Regions from separate parts of the Homo sapiens genome. Here region 2 is linked to region 1. The links are chromatin loops, found by intact Hi-C in ENCODE. Cell type or tissue: MCF 10A. All regions are shown on one strand.

Region 1 (2,500 bases):
CTCCCCGGAGCGCAAAGCCTCAAGGGCGAGCCGAGAAGCCCTAGTTGGTGAAGCTGGCGGGAAGGGGTAGGAGTGGGGGAGGGGGTATTCCGGACTAACCGCGCCCAGACTGCGGGCCCGGACTTCGCGGCCAATGGTGACCCCATTCGGCTGCCCACTAGGGTCTTTTTATACTGGGAAGGGGGTGGGGTGTCTCTTTCTGCCTAAGGACAAGATGGTGCAGGCTCCATGAAACATAAATCTGAAATGGAGGTGGCTTGTAAATCCACACGGAAAGTTTTTAAAATATCCTGGAGTGTCCCCATGCCAAAAATAATCAAAAGCATCTCAAGTTGATTACTAAGTCAAGGTCAAGGCCAAAATCAGCTCTAGCTAGCAGATATTTTCCCTTTTAAAAATTAGACTCACTACTGACTGTGGGACTGGTATTAGGTGCGATTTTATTCATTCTGTTTTAGTTCTCAGCACATAGTTATAAAAACAGCCCTTCTCAAAGCAGAAGTGAAACATCTCTACCGTTTGAAACCCGAAACTTCGGCAGAATTAAATCTTCATGCTCCAGAGCTGCTTATAACAACTGATGCAAAAGACAGGCGAGCAAGTGCCCCCGCGAGCAGTGCCCAGCCAGGCTGGGCCGCGAACGCTTCCAGGACCAGCGCCTGCAGAATGGAATGCACGCTTTTTTCTTCCTGGTCTTTCTGGGGGTGGATATCTCTGCAAGCCAACCCACACATTTTTTTAATCTCCGGTAACAAGCAGAAAGACACCTGGACTATTATGCTGTAAAACTATTTTTTATAAAGACATTTTAGGACCAGACATTAAAAGTTATTAGATTGAACGCATGCGAGTTACAGACACAGCTGGAGAAAAGGCCTCTGGTTGTGTGTTGTGGCAACATTTCTTTTTGAAGCGACTCCTTTTATTCAAAACAAGTCAAAAATAACCGGGAAGGCTGAAGCTGGGTATTTGTGGGGAAACTCTGAACGTGGTTCCAGGCGAGGAGGCCGCTCTGCTGCTGCAGGCTGGACGGGAGAACTGGCCTGGGCCAGTGTGGAGCCGTGCCAGGCTCTTCCGGCTCGGTTAGGCCGAACCGCAGAGGCCCTGGCCCGGCGCCCAGCCACCTTCTATCCCCTCCCCTCGTCTCCCCAACTCTGCCCCCAGGCACAGGCTTTTCTCGGAGTTCGAAGTCGCATGTAAACGTCCAGAACTTTTAGAAAATCCAGGAACCGAGCTCGGGGCCTGCAGCCTCTCAGAGTCTTACGGCCTCCCGGGGCTGCTGACAAAGAGGCCTGTTTGTCTAACTTTAAAAGTCCTAGAATTCGGGAGGCTGAGCCAGGAGAATCGCTTGAACCCGGGAGGCGGAGGTTGCGGTGAGCCGAGATCGCGCCGTTGCACTCCAGCCTGGGCAACAAGAGCGAAACTCCGTCTCAAAAAAAAAAAAAGAAAAGAAAAAGAAAAAAAAAAGTCCTAGAGTTAAAATGAACAGGGGTGGTGGGGGTGCTGTAAATGCGAAGGGGCCGAGGGGAGGGCTGACTGGGGGAGAAATTTGATGCTGGAGACAAACAGGCCAGTAAATTCGCCTTTGACGTAATTTGCAACATCCTCCCCCACCTTTTCTAGGGATCTTGCCTCCACGGTAGGCTGGTAGGATTAAAGGGTTTCTCCTCCATCTCCTAGGGATACATTTTTCAACTCCGTGGGATTTCAAAAATATCTTATTAAGGGAGTCCTAAGAGGCATGAGTGGTGGGGGGGATTCGTGACTCACTGGGAATTAAAATGTGGGATTTTCCCGAGGCGCTATAAGGCAGAGGGGGGGAGGGGAGATTACACCTATTGGCCCGGTTAGTTCCAATTGTTCTGGGGAAAACAAGCAGAAAGCTGTCGAAGGGCAATCCCATCTTGTGTCCTCACTTAAGAAGGGGCTCAGGGAGCTGGGGATGCCGCGGGGCCTGCAATGGGTGCCGGCGGTTTGGCCCTTCTCCTGCCCCCTCCTCTCCTGCCCTCCCACAAGCCCTTCGGGAGCTGACCCGGGGGTCAGGCTGCTATACCCAGCACTCAGCAAGGGGAGGATTTCAATGAAAACAGAGGAGGAGGAGAGAGTGAGCAAAGGAGTGCATGGGAGGGGAGGCCGTGCAGCCCACGGAGAAATAAAGAAATAGGTGCCGAAATGAGAGGTGCTGCGGATGGAGCAGCGGGGGCTGCCCCTCCGCCACCAATCTCCCTTCCCATGGAAGTGTCTCCTGATTATAACAAACCACTCGACCTCAGGCTAACCAGGCCCTGCAACTGGGCAATCGAGCTGGCCCTTCTAGGAGCAGGCCTTGAGCCTGGCTGCCCTTCTCAAGGCAGGTTGACTCTGCAAGACCCGCTAGGGCCTCTCCCACACACCTCCAGCTCCACCCTGGCCTAGGGGAAAGGCCAGGCATCCTGTGTTTGGGGGGACCCTGGCCTTCTAACCTTGTGTGCAAGATTTATTTATAACGTATACTAGGATC
Region 2 (2,500 bases), 150 kb before region 1:
CTTGGCACATTCTAAAACTGAGTGGTTGCAGCTGCCACAGACGCCTGAGAGGAAGGGGTTAAAAACATCTTTCATCTCTCAGCAGTGCCTTTATATAGTCCATGTGTGACTCTGAATGGTTATGGCTTTATATATAGTGTGCTCTGTGTGGAGACAGAAAACACTGTAGTTAAGGGAACAAAGGCGGTTCTAGTCTAATGACCTGCTCTTATTTGTGGGGACCTCATCTCTAAAGGGCGGCCTTCAGGTGACATCTGCCATGTTGAGTGTATGCCTGAAGAATCACACCAATAAACACTGGAGATGCAAATACAAGAGAGGTAAGAACGTGCACAAATAAACTAAGGCCACTCATCCTGTTTATTGTTTCTAGAAAAAAGAAAGCACACGTTTCCCTTTGGATGTTTTCACACATAGCCAAACCTTAAAATGTCAACTTCTGCAAGGTATTTGACCTAAAAATAGTAAAATTTCTGTGTCATTTAAAAAGCCATTTAAAATGACAGACTTAAGCCTGATTTTTCAAACATACATCTGGAATGACAAACCGAAGTTGCATTATTTAGGGGCAGAGTCTTTGAAAGCAGCTGCTAGGCCTTCATTTTACTAAAATCTGCCTGTTCCTGTGGTTTCTCGTAGGTGACATCTGCTTGGATTTTTTGGACGACAGGTCTCTTCTTTGTCCCTTGGTGATTAAGAGAAACAGGAAAGAAAGAAGGAATAGCTCGGGGGAGGTGGAAGGAGCTGGCAGTAACATGATGGGAAACCACGCACCTTTGCATCTTAGATGATAGCCAGCCTCTGCTCCCTCTGGGGCACTAAAGGGCTCAGACCTACATTTACACACTGCTGCACTCAAAAGGAGCAAAGCCAGGAGTTCCAATCGAACCAACCTCGCTTGGCCAGAGAACGTCACATGCACCCTGGCAGGCAGGCAGGCAGGCCGCCAGAAGCTCGCGGTTTGTTTAGACAGCACAGGTCACTCCTGTCCACACCCAAGGCTGACGCGGCTTTATAAACACTGAGCACAGAGTGCGGTCTGTGCAGCAGCCCCATCAGAGACCTGCACTGCACCGGGGCAGGGCACTGAGGACAGGTTCAGTTGTGAGTTCAGAGGGAGCCACATTTCTTCACCCACTGGAAGAACTCAGCTTAAAACAAAGTGTGCCAGGAAAGGGCCCATTGGGGTCCCCTTAGCAGCCCCCACAAAGCCCTGGGAGCGCTGGACTGGGAAGCACGAGATGAAGGTTCAAATCTTACCACAGCTCGTAACTGGTTGTGTGACGTGGAGCAGGTCACTTGGAGCACACCTTTCTGAGCCTTCCTTTTCCAAATACAGAGCTTAGACTACTGGCTCCAAAAGTCTTATCGTTCTGGTGGATCATCAATTCACATTTATTCAATGTATGAATGAACAAATGAAGGAAGGAAGGAACTGAACCACCGAACAAATGAACAGCCTGAAATAGGGGTTCCCAGCCCAAGCCACCTCTGCCTTCCACCCAGCTCCGCACCGCACCCTTCACACCCTCTGCAACTCCCTGAAGGGAAAAGGAAAGCATTTGAAAAAGGCTTCCTACAAACGTGAATTCACAGTCACATTTTAAAAGCTCCAGCGCCAAAGCATCTCCCCAACCCCCCACTGCTTCGACCATTTACCTAAGGAGAAGCTCACCACCAGTTTCTCCGACTCCCTCATTCTGCCCTCAGCTTCCTGCGCTGGAGCCCCTGGGAATTCCGGCCCATAAGCTGCAGCCCCAAACCTTAGTGAAGAAACAAACGGGCTGCCCTCTCTCTCCTTGCACTTCACCAGTGGGTTCGTTTCAACGCCTGTGGGTGTATTTCAATGAGAACAACATGAAAACATGGGCGGATTCTTTTCTGTCTAAAAGAAAAAACCTGGACCAATAAGCTGAAGTAATAACAAAGCAGAATGTGGACATCTGCTCCCCGCCCTGAGCGACTCCCCACCTCGCATTTCCTGGGGCCTTGTCACACCCCCCAAGGCATGGATTGCCAAAGTCAAAATTAATTCCCCTACATTGACTGGGCATTGCAACCTGCTGATGTGTTGCTTGCGACTTATTTGTTCATTCATTAAACTAAAATGCAGTGAGCCCTTTCTAGGTGCAAGGCGCTGTGGAGGCTTCATTTTGAACAAGCCTTTTAGGAAGCCTGCGGTCTAATGGGAAGCCGAGACAAGCCCATTAATAACTGTGATACAGGAAGAAACGAGGCGAGGCATCAACCCAGGAAGTGCTGGGAAAGAATAAAAAGAACGTTTGTTTGTGTGGAGGTGGGGCTGGAAGTGCTGGTCAGGAAGGCTTCATGAAGGTGGTGGCGTTTCACCTGGGCAGTACAAGTCTGGGCAAGATTGCAACAAGCCTGACTGGAAGGAAAAGCACTCTGGGTACAGGATGCTGAGTGAGGAAAGGTCCAGAGGTGGGCAGATGCCAGAAGCAGGGTCCCAGCATCATCCACCTTTAGTGAGAACACGCAG

What was found. Peaks named below come from ENCODE experiments on the same cell type or tissue, not always from the same donor. Only the 100,000 strongest peaks of a DNase experiment are listed, where the experiment ranks them.
Region 2: it touches region 1 in a loop (5-fold over the local background); 2 of 110 quality-filtered maps call a loop at or near these places.

The regions. Positions count from the first base shown.
Region 1 is chrX:40,099,268-40,101,767 of GRCh38, forward strand. LOC107985687 (translation initiation factor IF-2-like) reads right to left here. Exons shown (of 1, transcript NR_171574.1): 1 at 2,469-2,500. It also overlaps a transcript of BCOR not described here. Among named protein-coding and RNA genes, the nearest start is that of BCOR, 2.6 kb to the left of the region's middle. RefSeq lists an enhancer at 1,081-1,601. In MCF 10A, no CTCF peak of the experiment used is centred here; a DNase peak (open chromatin) is centred at 1,094.
Region 2 is chrX:39,953,104-39,955,603 of GRCh38, forward strand. No RefSeq gene overlaps it. Among named protein-coding and RNA genes, the nearest start is that of LINC03053, 55 kb to the right of the region's middle. RefSeq lists a silencer at 827-1,055. In MCF 10A, no CTCF peak of the experiment used is centred here; a DNase peak (open chromatin) is centred at 978.